4 separate regions of the Homo sapiens genome follow, and regions 2, 3 and 4 are each linked to region 1. A link is a contact called in ENCODE Hi-C data. All regions are on one chromosome and are shown on one strand. The core of a region is the stretch at or near the end of the contact, and the rest is flanking DNA. Distances in the headings are between cores, read along the strand shown.

What was found. A loop is a pair of places that touch in the nucleus more often than their neighbours do. Pooled maps may share reads with other maps.
Region 2: a loop to region 1 is called in a map of CD8-positive, alpha-beta T cell, with 19 times the contacts of the local background. The contact joins the promoter of DNPEP-AS1 here to the promoter of SMARCAL1-AS1 in region 1. A Hi-C loop is called at or near these places in 4 of 168 maps with a recorded cell type or tissue (CD4-positive, alpha-beta memory T cell, CD8-positive, alpha-beta T cell and naive thymus-derived CD4-positive, alpha-beta T cell) and 13 of 50 pooled maps.
Region 3: a loop to region 1 is called in a pooled map, with 10 times the contacts of the local background. The contact joins the promoter of DNAJB2 here to the promoter of SMARCAL1-AS1 in region 1. A Hi-C loop is called at or near these places in 7 of 50 pooled maps.
Region 4: a loop to region 1 is called in a pooled map, with 7 times the contacts of the local background. The contact joins the promoter of STK36 here to the promoter of SMARCAL1-AS1 in region 1. A Hi-C loop is called at or near these places in 5 of 50 pooled maps.

The regions. Positions count from the first base shown.
Region 1 is chr2:216,410,742-216,414,179 of GRCh38, forward strand. SMARCAL1-AS1 (SMARCAL1 antisense RNA 1) reads right to left here and starts at 1,759. Exons shown (of 5, transcript XR_001739881.1): 1 at 1,684-1,759. SMARCAL1 (SNF2 related chromatin remodeling annealing helicase 1) reads left to right here and starts at 1,743. Exons shown (of 18, transcript NM_014140.4): 1 at 1,743-1,907; 2 at 3,115-3,151. RefSeq lists enhancers at 1,505-1,799, 1,543-1,632, 1,763-1,852.
Region 2 is chr2:219,386,961-219,390,398 of GRCh38, forward strand. It overlaps DNPEP-AS1 (DNPEP antisense RNA 1), which reads left to right and starts at 1,610. Exons shown (of 4, transcript NR_183823.1): 1 at 1,610-1,836; 2 at 1,927-2,088. It overlaps DNPEP (aspartyl aminopeptidase), which reads right to left and starts at 952. Exons shown (of 15, transcript NM_012100.4): 1 at 799-952; 2 at 110-203; 3 at 1-20. The coding sequence starts at 834. RefSeq lists an enhancer at 1-479 and silencers at 744-983, 1,004-1,523, 1,604-1,753.
Region 3 is chr2:219,277,178-219,280,615 of GRCh38, forward strand. It overlaps DNAJB2 (DnaJ heat shock protein family (Hsp40) member B2), which reads left to right and starts at 2,189. Exons shown (of 9, transcript NM_006736.6): 1 at 2,189-2,341; 2 at 2,621-2,721; 3 at 3,401-3,438. The coding sequence starts at 2,657. RefSeq lists an enhancer at 309-1,013 and silencers at 590-792, 2,034-2,513.
Region 4 is chr2:218,670,203-218,673,640 of GRCh38, forward strand. STK36 (serine/threonine kinase 36) reads left to right here and starts at 1,884. Exons shown (of 27, transcript NM_015690.5): 1 at 1,884-2,013; 2 at 2,539-2,711; 3 at 3,423-3,438. The coding sequence starts at 2,628. It overlaps RNF25 (ring finger protein 25), which reads right to left and starts at 1,800. Exons shown (of 10, transcript NM_022453.3): 1 at 1,728-1,800. The coding sequence starts at 1,768. RefSeq lists an enhancer at 1,705-1,804.

The DNA of each region.
Region 1 (3,438 bases), core at 509-3,008:
GGGCAGGGACAGGTGTTCATTAACTAGTTTCTGTTCACACTATACAGTAGGAAATGAGCGCTAGGTATAGAGAAACGGACGATATAAGAGATTTACCTCAAATAATAACAACATCCCTCTCTTACCTGTTCTGGGATTTCACAGTTCACTAAGCACTTCCCCTCATAATACCTTGCTTTGATTCTAATAACAAGATTTACCAAGGTGGTATTGTTTTCTACATTTACTTTACAGATGAGAAAATGGAGGCACAATCACTGGGTATGTCAGGTCAATAAAAGGGGTAGAGCTGAGATTTGAATACTTTCTACTACTAAACCTCACACAGATCCCCTAAGACAGGCAATGTCTTTGTCATTTAAGACAAATGGGCTGGGCGCAGTGGCTCACACCTGTAATCCCAGCACTTTGGGAGGCTGAGGCAGGTGGATCACTTGAGGTCAGGAGTTTGAGACCAGCCTGGCCAACATGGTAAAACTCTGTCTCTACTAAAATTACTAAAATCAGCCAGGCATGGCGGCATGCACCCATAATCCCAGCTATTTGGGAGGCTGAGGCAGGAGAATCATTTGAACCCAGGAGTCAGAGGCTGAAGTGAGCCAAGATTACACCACCACACTCAGTCTAGGCAACAGAGTGAGACTCTGTCTCAAAAAAAAAAAAAAAAAAAAAAAAAAAAAAAAAAAGGAAGGAAGGAAGAAGGGAGATTATTTATTGTTTCAAAAGTCACACAAATTCTACATTATTATTTTAGAAAATTCAAATCATTCTGAAAAATAGAGATTAAAAAGCTGAAAAGTGTATTTCATGCCACTCTGCTCCTGAACAGTTTGGTGACTTTTTAAGTTTCCTTCCCAGACCTTTATGAGTTTACATACATGTACAGGTAAGGATGAAAAAAAAAAAAATCAAACTACACACATTGCTGTGCTTCCTTTTTCTTAGCATGTCTGGTCCATTTTTTCAAATCCTTTAGTAGACTTGTTTGTTTTTAAATGAGCCATGTTTGAAAATAGAACAATAGCAACATTCATATGCACACTGATAGAGAAATGTTATATTTATCACCAATGGTGCTCAGGATGGCTCAGGATGTTGGTGCTCAGGATGGGGTAAAGTGACTCTTTAAGTCTCATGACTAATCTTCTCTCAAGAGGAGGGGCTATGGAATCAGAATCACAAGCTAGCTTAATAAAGCCTTGAGAAATATTATCAAATAGCTGTCTTAGTTTCCCCCTCTGTAAAAGGGGGACAAGAATGTGTTCCATAGGTTGTAGTGCGGTTAAATGAGGTAACTCATATTTATGCTAAACACAATGACTGATGACTACAATGATGACGATGATGGCAGCCGGGCGCAGCGGGTGGGGCTTAAATGGCAAGTATAGCAATACCAGGAATGGATGCCCCGGGGAGATACTTTTTATTAAGAGCTGCCAAGTTAGTATGGCTGTCTGGGATGTCCTCTGGAGACAGCCGACTCCGGGTTTGGAAACCTCAACGTCCTAGGCTTTCAGGACCTAGTGTTTGGCTAAACCTCTGGAGAACTACAACTTCCAGGGTGCACCACTTTCGCCCCGCCCATGACGTTGCAGCTCCCGTTTCTCGCCAGGCTCCCGGCCCGAACTACAAATCCCAGAAGACACTGCAGCCCCGCTCGCGTTCTCGTCTCATCATTCTTACTTTTGGAAGCGAAACTGCGGCCGCGTTGCCTGCTGGGAAATGTAGTTCAGCGGTGGCCTAGCCCTTCAGGCCTGGCCGCTACAATAAGGCTGGCGAACTCGCAGCGCTTGAATACCCGTGGCCTAACCGTCCACTCGGAAGACCGGTCCCGCTCGGGAGGCTCTGCAGTCGCGCCTGGGGTCAGGGCCGGGGGCGAATGTGGCTCGCGTTCTAGGCCTCCCTGGGTGAGAAAGTGGTAGACTGGCAGGAAGGCGGCGGAGGCGGACGAGACCAATGCCAGCCTGGAGGAGGAAGTGGGCCAATGGGAAGGGTGAATCCAAGTGGAGATCGTAGGGGTGGGAGTGGGGCGTGGCGCCCGCTTACCTTGAGGCTGGGTGAGGCTCGCCCCGAAATGCGGGGCGTGGGGGGCGGGGGGCAGAGGTCCCTGCCTAGAGGGGAAGAGGGGCGTCCATGTGGCGGAATGGATTTATGGTTTGGGGCTGATCAGTGGGTCTTATGGCCGAGTCTCTCTGGTTAGTGGAGACAGCTTACCAGGCCTGGGATCTGGGGAGTTTGGAGGTGCAGGAGATCCCTGGTTGGAAACTTAGGCAGGAGTGTGTTACCCAGAGAGACTGAGGGCTTCTGCTGTGCACCTCCAAAACCTTTTCCTAACCTCTTCACCCCTTCCTAACTGCTAATGGTTGGAGAAGGTGGAAGTTCTCTGGGGATAGATACTTCGTGGTGGGGGAGGGGGGAGGGGGGTTGGGTTCTGGCCAAAGGGAGCCCCAGCAGGGAAGGAAGGCTTTGAACCCTATAGCTGCCCAGAGGCCTAAGCAATGCTACTGGAGTACCCCTACATCATCATTGTAACCGTTACACAGCATTACATTAGATGCAGCCTATTTAGTCTGAACCAAGCCAGACAAATTGGTGTGTCCTGCCCGCTGCTTCTAAAATATTGTAAACATGTCTCAGCTCATAGGAAAATAAATGTTCCGGGTAAATTCATGGAAAAAAATAATCAGGGTGCAATATGGAATGTTTACAATGATCCTACTTTATAATAAATTCTTATATCTCCTAAATATGTGCCATTTTGTTATGGATGAAAAAAAATCCGAACTATATACTCTAAATTATTAATTTCAACTGTGGTTATTGATGGCTGGTAAGATTACAGAGTAATTTTATTCTTTTTTGTTTACATCTTTATGTAGCATCTTAATTTGCACAGTGAACACATAATTTTTTTTTTTCTGCTCCTTATTTTCCCAGGAGAGTCAGTCAGTTGCTCCGTGTGTTGTGTTGGAAGTCAGGTCCTAAGGCCAGCTGCTCTGGCTTGCACTGAGCCACAGGCAGACTGATTTGCCAGGAATGATAAAAAGGGGTGAATGTGAGGGGAGAATTCAGTGTGCAGGCTATGGGAGGCTAATGCTTTTTTCCTTCTTCTAGGTTGGAAAAAGACTATGTTAGCAAGTGTCACGCCATGGTATGTGGTTGGTTGGTCTATTTCAGTCTAATCTATTATGCTTTCTGGTTAAAAATGTCACCTTTCTCATTATCTGATGGATTTACGTTGCAATGCATAACTTTCTTAGGTTCTGATAACTCACCTTGGCTGGGCCATGTGAGTTATCAGAAGAGTTACTCACCATTTTGGCAGTGCTTCGAACCATTGAGTTACCATGTGAGTTACCATGTGAGAAGGAGAGAAATATTGCCTCTGAAATGCCTTTTTAGCTTTGGATTTGCTTTTTGCTTTTTTTTTTTTCTTTG
Region 2 (3,438 bases), core at 360-2,859, 3.0 Mb after region 1:
GTTGCGGCATTCAGCCACAGCTGTGGGAAAAGCACCCTCTCACAGCGATGGAAGCTGGTGAAGGGCGCATCAGCCTCCACCCTCCTCCCTTGCCCTGGCCACCGCTTACCATGGAAAGGAGAGGGACTCCGGTTCACGAACTTGAGGAGTTCCTTAGCCGCAGTCTGCACCGCCTCTTTGCGGGCCTTACCGTTCATGGCCACCTAGGGGAGGGGGATGCTCAGACTTTTACAAGGTCTGGGACCCCTGACCTTTCACCCAGGTTCCGAGGATTCTCCCATCCCCACCCCCAGAAGTGACCACTCTAAGGCACAGACCTCTGCTTCCGCCCGTCCCCACCGAGAGACCCAAACCCAGGGCTGAAACTCCGTTGAAAGCTTCAGCCCGCCGGCCCAGGATCATGAGCCAGGCCCGCCCCTTAATCCGAACTTTAGCCCGACTCCCTAAGTCCCGCCCCCATGTCCCTGCCCAGCTAGGAAATCCTGTTCTGCTCCCAAACTCCGGGATCCCAAGCGGGCCCCATACTCTGAGGCGGCCTGCATCACGTGCGCGTACCCAGCCCGGAGCCAAAGCCCTGTACCCCAAGGAGCACCCTGACTCCTCTCTCGCACCCACCTAGTCTCTCGCAGGACTCCCCCTTCCAGTCCCGGGAAAGTCGTCAGGTCACCCTCCGCGGGGCTTTCGGTTTCGCTTTGGGTCAGGCGGCCCCACTGCAGCACCGCGCTAAGCTTGGGCCCCGGAGGGCGCCGGACCCGGTCTGGGATCGAAATTCAAGTGGGGCCGTCGGGAGCCACTTACCTGCATGGCCCCGCGCGTGGGGCTGTGTCCGCTCATCTGGCCTCCGGGCTCGGCCCGCCCCCACCGCGCCGCCTGCCCCGCCCCTCACTAGCTTTGCAGGTCCCCCGCGTGCCCCTTCAGGCCGCGCCGCACTCGTAGGCCTTCATCACGCTTCCCCGGCCGCGCCGCCCCGCCCCATGTTTGGCCTCCCCGCCCACCTCTCCCCGCCCCTCGGCATCCGCCCCGCCCACCTCGGTCAGCCCCGCCCCTCGGCGGGCTTACCCTGTCCGCTCCGCCCCTCGCTGGGCACCACCACCCGCCTTGCCCCGCCCTTGCCCCGCCCCTAGCTTGGCCGCACCGCCCGCCCCGCCCCGCCCCTCGCCAGGAAGCACCGCCCGCCCTGCCCCTCGCAGGGCTGCACCGCCCGCCCCGCCCCTCGTCAAGCTTCCTCGTCCGCCCCGCCTCTCGCCAGGCTGCACCGCCCTCCCCGCTTTGTCCCGCCCCTCACCAGGTTTCCCCCATCCGCTCCGGCCCTCGCTGTACCCCACTACTCGCCCTGCCCCCGCCCTTGCTCCGCCCCGCCCTTCGTCAGGCCTCCTTGCGCTCCCCGCCCCTTGTCAGGCCGTGCCGCCCACCCCGCCCCGCTCCTCGCCAGGCTGCTCCACCCGCCCCGCCGCTCGTCACGCTTCCTCGTCCGCCCCGCCCCTCGCTAGGCTGCACCGCCCGCCCCGCTTCCGCCCCATCCCTCTCCAGGCCGCGCCTCCGCCTCCGGCCCGCCCTCGTCTCCGCCCCTGCGGGGGCTGCTCGTTAGGCCCCGCCCTGCACCCCCGTCACCCACGCCGCGCGACCCGCAGCCGCCGCCAGGGCCCTCTGCTGCCGCGGAGGTGCTAGGACAGCCGCGGACGGCCCGCCTCCCCGTGCCCCGGGCCTCGAGGCCAATAAAAAGCTCGCCCCTCCAGCTCACCGGGTCCGACGGGTACGGTACAAAGTGCTGTCTCTCGCCACAGCCACCTTTGTGACAATAAAAGCAATAAGGCTAATGTCCATGGGGCGCTCACGGTGAGCTTTAGCTTTATGATAAAGATTGGCCTGTTACCTCGTTTAATCTTCACAACTGCCCCATCAACTATGTACTCTTACTGTCCCCAGTTTATGCATGAACAGAGAAAGCTGAGATACGGAGACTAGTGATCCGTCGAGGTAATAAACGGCACAGGTGGGGTTTGAACTCCATCAGTTTGATTGCAGAGGCCTGGAACAACCCTACAGCCTTCTCTCAGATCTTTTCTGGACCTTTTTCTATGCGCTTTGGTAAGTGTTATGTTACACGGGAGGTCCACAAGGGACACAGAAGTTGACTTGCCCAAGATCACATAGCTGTTTGGGTGGATCTGGGATTTGACTCTGATATCTGTGCCCTTTCCATTTGTTAAAAACAACAGAAAAACAAATTCCACATTATTGGCAGTTCCAGTATTCCCATGTCAGGAGTAGTGAGTAGCACGTTTAAACCCCATGCACCTTCCTAGCTGCAGGAACTGATCAGGACTCTTGGTGGCCTCTAGATCCAAAACAGGGCCCAGCTACCAGGGGTTCAAACAAAATTCCAGAGATCACAGGTTTATGGAGCAACCTGCCGTTTATATACCTGGGGTGGGGAGTGACAGGGTGGGATGGGGAGAGGCTGGAAAGGTCCTGCAGCCCTCACTTCAAACTAGTAGATATGGCAGGGGAGTTTTCAAGAATTCACCCACTAGGTGCTGGCTTAAATTCATGGCATTCCCTAACCGTTTGTTGAAATACCATTATGGGCCTGGCGCAGTGGCTCACGCCTGTAATCCCAGCACTTTGGGAGGCCGAGGCGGGTAGATCACTTGAGGTCAGGAGTTCGTGACCAGTCTGACCAACATGGTGAAACCCCGTCTCTACAAAAAATACAAAAATTAGCCGGGTGTAGTGGCACGTGCCTGTAATCCCAGCAGCTACTTGGGAGGCTGAGGCAAGAGAATCGCTTGAACCCGGGAGGTGGAGGTTGCAGTGAGCTGAGATCGTGCCACTGCACTCCAGCCTGGGCGACAGAGTGAGATTCTGTCTCAATAAATAAATAAATAAAATTATGTATAAAGCTCAATGCTGAGCAGGACATGGAGAGAGCATTCTTGTCCTCTACCTCCTGGGGAGGGGACACATTCAAGGAGGACAGTGAAAGGGCCGAAACAAGGCTACAATGTATAAGGGAAGGAGACAACCTGAATAAGGAACCACCTTTAATGTTCTTTCTGATCACAGAAAAGAGTACATGCTTGAGTAAGAGATTCAAACATCACCAAAATGCATAACTTAGAAAGTGAGCCGGGAGTGGTGGCTCACGCCTGTCATCCCAGCATTTTGGGAGGGAAATACAGAAGTGTTCCTATTCAAATCAGAAGTGAGACATTGATGAGCTATTACTGCTGCTAGACAATGTGGAGCTGTAGTCAGAGCCAGTACCACAAAACAAAATTAACAATTCTATATGTGCAAAAGTAAAATTGGTCATTATTTATAGATTATATGATTATCTAGAATCCCCAAGAAAATAAACGATCAAGCTATTATTAGAACTGGTAGGAAGGGTAGCCTAATTTAAAAAACACTGACTTTCTTGTACAATAATCACCT
Region 3 (3,438 bases), core at 939-3,438, 2.9 Mb after region 1:
GCATCTTTTCATTTGTTTAAAAGCCAGTATTTCCTCTTCTGTGAGCTGCCTGTCCCTTTGTCCATTTAAAAATGTCATTGTCTTTCATTAGTTGGCATTTCTTTGTGGACAAAGGAAATTAAACCTTTGTCTGCTAGATGTGCTCCATATAATTTCCCTCAGTTGTCATTTGTCTATGTCCTATCCCCTTGAGCACAGAGATTGGAATTTAAACTTTTTTATATTCTTTTTCTTAATATAACAAGACATACACGGTAGGTGCTAGACAAATGTCTGTTGGCACAGCAGAGTAAGAAGAAAAAGGCAGAGATCTGGAAAATTTGGAGTGACTTAACCCAACCACTCCTTCCTCTTATACCAAGTCTAACCCTTAGTCTTTGTGTCAGTCAGGACTCTTATAAACAGCAGAAGCTAACTGGCAAATTGTTTCAAGTCCCCTGCCCCCAACAATTATAGAGATATCGGATAGCACACAGAATCAATGCAAGGGCCAGCAAACAAGGGTCAGCAATCAGACAGGCACCTAGGGAAGCTGGGCAGCCAGTACCACAGTCAAGGTTGGGCACAGGACAGCCTGTGTAGGAGACTCCTGTCCCCTCCACCCTCCGCAGTGATCCTCCTACTCTCGTCCCTCACCTGCGGCAGTAGCGCTGACACTTCCTCCTCCAGACACTAGAGGCCGCTGTTGGCCCCATCGCCTCCACCGCCGCCGCAGAAATGAATTCCTAAACCAGCCTTGCTATTCCGTGACTTGCTCCAGATTCAAAGTCCCAGTTGGAGCATCCGATTGGCGGAGCTCATGTCTTCTGCCTGCAACCCCAGAGCCGAGTCAGGGAGAGCAAGCATTGGGGCTTTGTGGCAAATGGTGGCCTGCTTTCCATTAGGGCCCTTGCGATGGGAATTCCCCAAATGTAGGCAGGAGGTTCTGATGGTGGGCAGCCAGGAAACCAGGACACTCACACCACCTTCTTCTCTCACGTCCGCCTCAAACCCTTCTCGTTGGCGAAGTATTCCTGGGTCCCCCAGCCTAAAGCACTTTTCTGGACTCACATAACCATTATTGCTTGAGCCAATCACGATGCCAGCAGGACCGCAGTAACACCTAATTCGTACCATGTCTCATTTGACTTTCAAACAACCCTAGGCACTACCTATATTTAGTGAGAAAAAAAGAGTGCTCAGAGATTTTCCCAAGTCTCACAGTAATGCCAGGTTGTACTCTGTTTCCAAAGCCTCGGGTTTCCCAGCGGGCTACACTGATGGGCTGGTATCTTATCAAGTTCAAGCTCTGCAAAGGCAGGGCTTGGGCCACATTCTTCTTTATACGGCCTGGCAGCATCTTGAATGCAGAAAAATGCTCAGCTAACGCCTTTGGATTGGCCTGGATGGGATCAAGCAGGAGCCAGTTCTGGAAGGTTTCCTAACTCTCCAATGAGGCCTGAACCCAGGGAGCATTTTGAAGTGGAATAGGCCTACTCAGGATCAGTTTGGGAAGACTTGAACCTGGGGAATTCCGTTGTACGGCCCCCTTTACCTCACCTCCCCCAAATGTGTCAAAACTGTCAACAAGAGGTTTGCAGGTGTTCATTATTTATTCATCCCACGGGTAGTTTTGAACCCCTACGACTGCTCTAATAGACCAGTGAGAAAAAACACACAATTCCTGTCCTGTGAAATCGACATTCTAGTGGGGGAGGTGAATGGTAATAAAAAATAATCAAACCAATAAATGCTAATTTGTGGCTCTAACAAGCCTGATGAAGGAAATGCCACGAGATGCTGTAAAAGGCAGTTCTGACCTACTCAGGAAAGCCAGGGCAGCCTGCTGGGGGACCTGGGGCTGGAGCTGGGAGCTGAAGAAGGGGGAGGAGTTAGAACCGTGGTGGGGGGAGGGAGGGAAGAGTCTGAGTCCTCGAGGTGGGTGAGTAAGCATGGATCATCGCTCATGTTTATAAGAAAGTGACAGAGGAACCTGGGGGCCGAGCGGCTTGTTTGTGGGCTGCCCCAGCCTCCGTGCGAGCGCTTCTCGCTTGGATGGAGGCGGGGCCGCAGTCTCCCAGGTCCCAGCTGGGGCTGACGTCGTCCTGGTGTGTGCCCAAAATAGCCGGCTCCGCCCTCTTCTCCCGGCAGCCCCTGCAGGCCCCCACCCCCCCAGGGGACAGGCGGAGCCGGCCTTCTCCCCGTCTCTAGTAGTTTCCGCACCGCTGACGCATGCCTGCGCGCACAGCTGGGCCGGGCGCGTCCTACGCAGCAGCCGCGAGCCGGGCTGCGGGTGCCAGACGGTTCCCGGCGGGGGGCAGGGGCGGGGCGCCGCAGGAGGCCGGGACTCCTGGCGGAGGAGGTGCGGCCGGGGGCCCGGGTCAGGCTGGGGGCCCTGGATCGGACTGCTGGAGTTGGGGGGCCCCGATAGGGCTCCTGGGCCTGGGCGTCGAGATAGCTCTTGGCCCCGGCCTGCGGGGGCAGATAAGGCTGCCGGAGGGAGCCTAGTCACCGGCCGCAAGCAGAGCCCGGTGTGCTCCGCTTCCAACTGGGAGCGCCTTCCGCCACCCGGGGAGGGGGACTGCTGCAGCCACAGGGTGGGGCTCTTGGTTCTTTCCGCCTGACTCCTTCTCTTCTGCAGCCCCAAGGAGGCCCGCCTGACGACTGACCAGTTGCCATGGCATCCTACTACGAGATCCTAGACGTGCCGCGAAGTGCGTCCGCTGATGACATCAAGAAGGCGTAAGTGCCTCCGTATGCAACAGAAGACCTCTCACCCTCCACCCGCCACCACCATGGGGCACTTCAGAGTGACACCTGTAGGTGTCTGAGGGAACCAGGTCGTTAGAAAGCACTGGGGTGCTTCTTCCGAGTGACACCTGCAGGGAGGAAAGAGACCCCTGGTAGAGTACAAGGAGAACGTCCAGAGAGTGAAGTAGTTAGTTCCTCTGGGAGCTGCACTGTGTTATGGGTTGTTCTCCAGTTGATCTTCCCCTCCTCCTCCTCCTCCTCCTCCTTTCCCCTCCCCTCCCCCTTCCCCCTAGATTTGGGCATTCTCAGGCTGCAGTGCAAAGATGCAGTGCAAAGAGGCTCTATGAGGAGGAGGGGCCGGTGTCCCTGTACTCTTCGAGGCCACATGTGCCCCAACCTTTGCAGCCCCAGTCCAGTGAGCCCTAGGGAGGGGCTAGGGACCCTGGCATTGTATCCGCTTGTACATGTGGTCCCAGCACTGGTGGCGGAGGAGAGAGGGTGGAACTTGATGAAAATATCACAGCAGCGGCAGCCCTAGCAGCTGGGGTGGACTGGGACCCGGGGGTGAAAGGACAGTGATAGGCTAATGGGAAAACAGGTCGTTCGGTTCCTGGGTGGGAAGTGCCTGCATTTGTCCCCCGACTCTCTCCTCTGCACCCACTTTCTGCAGGTATCGGCGCAAGGCTCTCCAGTGGCACCCAGACAAAA
Region 4 (3,438 bases), core at 634-3,133, 2.3 Mb after region 1:
AAAAAAAAAAAAAAAAGAAGTTTCCCTGAACACTTTGAAAACCAGTAGTCTAGATACTCTTAATAACGGCCAGTACTAGCTGGGCTCCCTGAACCAATGTAACATTGAGGTGTAGCCTCAGTCAAGTGGCCCTTCAATACTTCGCCCACCCTAGTTATATGGGTCCTGGATGGGATGGTGGTAAGGTGGTGACAACAAAATGGGGGAGGGGGGCCGGGCGCGGTGGCTCAGGCCTGTAATCCCAGCACTTTGGGAGGCTGAGGCGGGTGGATCATGAAGTCAGGAGATAGAGACCATCCTGGCTAACAGGGTGAAACCCCGTCTCTACTAAAAATCACAAAAAATTAGCTGGGTGTGGTGGCGGGCGCCTGTAGTCCCAGCTACTCGGGAGGCTGAGGCAGGAGAATGGCATGAACCCGGGAGGCGGAGCTTGCAGTGAACCGAGATTGCGCCACTGCACTCCAGCCTGGGCGACAGAGCAAGACTCCGTCTCAAAAAAAAAAAAAAAAAAAAAAAAAATTGGGGGAGTGGGGACTGAAGAATGTCCTAGTACAAAGAATCTAAGGTGTGGAGTCAGACAGATATGGATTTCTATTCATAATTTTCTATCTTTTGGCAAATCACTTTACTTCTTTGGGACTCATCTAGTCTTCCCAGGTGCCTGCACCTCAGTTATTAATGAAAAGGAGGCCGGGTGTGGTGGCTCACGCCTGTAATTCCAGCACCTTGGGAGGCTGAGGTGGGAGGATCACTTGAACCCAGGGGTTCAAGACCAGTCTGGCCAACATGGCAAAACTCCGTCTCTACAAAAAATACAAAAATTAGCCAGGCATGGTGGCACACACCTGTAGTCTCAGCTACTCGGAAGGCTGAGGCAGAAGGATCACCTGAGCCTGGGGAGGTCGAGGCTGCAGTGAGCCGTAATCGCACCACCGCACTCCAGCGTGGGCGAGAGTGAGACTCTGTCTCAAAAAACAAAACAAAACAAAACAAAAAACAGACTTAAGTATATTACAAATCCGTCGTGATCCTCTCAACTATTCTGAGGTAAATGCCACACCCACTTTTTTTTTTTACAGCTGAGGACACTGACTCACAGAAGCTAGATGGCCTGTTCAGCATCACACAGCTAATAAAATGTGGAGTTAACCCACATTGATCCTACTTCCAAATCCCAGAGTCCTTCCATGTTCTAGTCTTTGGTTAAGAATGCTTGAGAGAAGGACTAGAGGGACTTTATATGAAGTGTAAAGCTTTATTCATACAATAGTCCTCACTAGTGCTGTGTGAGAGAGAGAAGGCTGAGGAAAGCGTCGGCGGAAAAAGGCTGATCCAAGGGGAAAGGGGGCCGGAACTGGAGGGCACTGGTTCTGAGAGGAGAAAGGGAGATGGGGAGGTCTGATGGGCAGGCATCCCCCAAAGCCCCTGAGAAAATTCATTTGAGGAGGAGAGAAAGGGATGGCGTGAAGCTGGAGGAAAAGGGATCGAACCGGATGCGGCGAGGCCTGAACTGGCCTGGCGGGCGCCGACCCGTTCTCCTCTCACTCAGATCAGCGCCCCTCCACCCTCCCGTTCCCCAGTCCAGCTTTCCCAGAGATGTCAGCATCTCTGCCATCCCTCATCCCTCGCTCCACCCCACACGCCCGCCGTACGGACCGTCTGCGACAGCTGCTAGGCCTCTGGACTAGATCCAGGCTGTCAGCCAAAGCCCATGCCCCCAAAGTTACCAGTCCTCCTCCCCTGCAGCTGCAGACGCAGACGCCGCCATATCTTCACCGGCCCGCAGCCGGAACCGGAAATGCCCTTAGGGAAGTCGGAGGCGGAAAACTAAGAGGGGTGGGCAGCTAGCGTCGTTTCTAGGCAACCGCAGACTCCGGGTCCTTAGCCGGGCCTGATGGCCCTGAGGCAGTTCGGATGTGTCCCAGGAAGTGCCCATGTGTGGTCCGCCGTCCATTCCACACCTCTGAGCGCCTTTGTCCTCTGAACTTCTCACCAGTTCTAGCGAGTAAAATTGTAAGAAAGGGAGCCGAAAGAGACCGGAGGGAGAGGCGGGTGGAGAAGAATTATAAGTCAGGCAACGTATGCAGGCAGCCAGAAGAGATGGGGCTAAACGCCAGGGAATCCGTCCCTTGGCCTGAGGAGCTTGGAGCTCCTAGGCTGGGGGTGAGAGAGGGGCTCTGGCCTGCGAAGCGCACGGGCCAGGGGGTCTGAGAGCGGGTGCTGAGGAGTCTGGGAGTGGCAGGAACTTGGGGGAGACTCAAAGGAGCAGGGTTGGTTGGGCGAGGCTAGGTTGAAAGAGTAGGGTCGAGTGAGCCAGGCTGGGTGAGGGAGAAGGGGAACCAGGTGTTAGTTGGGCATGGGGCCGGGTTGGGGACAGGAGGATGAAAGTGGGGAGGAACTACAAAGAGAAGCTCTGTTTGTTCCAAGAGCGCATCATCTTTGCATGCATTCCACCCTCCCATGTTTTTTGAGGCTTTATTGTGAAAAAGAGGAAAAGGCAAGGTGGCTAACATTTTTCCTTTCCCGTGCCCCAACTAGGCGTCCCAGATGTTGTGGAACTGTCCCTGGATCTATAGCTCTTCACCGTCTCTACTTTCTTCCTTCTAAGAGATCCTGAAACCTCTGTCATGGAAAAGTACCACGTGTTGGAGATGATTGGAGAAGGCTCTTTTGGGAGGGTGTACAAGGGTCGAAGAAAATACAGTGCTCAGGTGTTGCACAAAGAGGGATACCTTTTGGGTGGGATTTGGTACCCCCAACTCCAGTGGAAAATGGATCTAGAAGGAATGTATTTATACCAGTTTGTATTCCTAAGGTACTGACTCCCTCATACTTCTTATGGAGTATAAGCTTTGAAGTTGGATTATTTGGGTGCAAATTCCATCTCCACCGCTTTCTAGCCCTAGAATTATGGACAAATTACTTAACTTCCCTATGTCTCAATTTCCTTATCTCTAGAATGGGGATAAGAACAGCAACTGATTGATGGAGTTTGAGGATTAAATATGTTTTCACATTAAATCACTTAGTACAGTGCCTGGCTGTTAGTAAACAACAAATATTATTAGTCTCTAGCACACCATGTAATAAGAGGTAAACCACTTGAACTCTATTATTTCCTCTTCATTTTTTTTTTCCTTTCCTTTCTCCTAAATCTCATCTTGAGTGCTGGTCAAATCAGAACACTTCTTCCAGAAGGGGAAATGTTTTGCAGATGCTGTTTCCTCCTGGGATGAGGAATGGGGAAAGCCTGGATAAGGCCAGGGTACCATGGAGAAAATGGAAGCGGGAGACTAACAGAAATAATAAGAGTTACTCAAACACTCTAAAATCTGACTTCTGGAGCTCTGAGATTAAGGCTGAAATTCTAGATCTTTTCAGTAGTGTGATTAGGCGTTAACTTTTCACCTTACCACTGACAGGTCGTGGCCCTGAAGT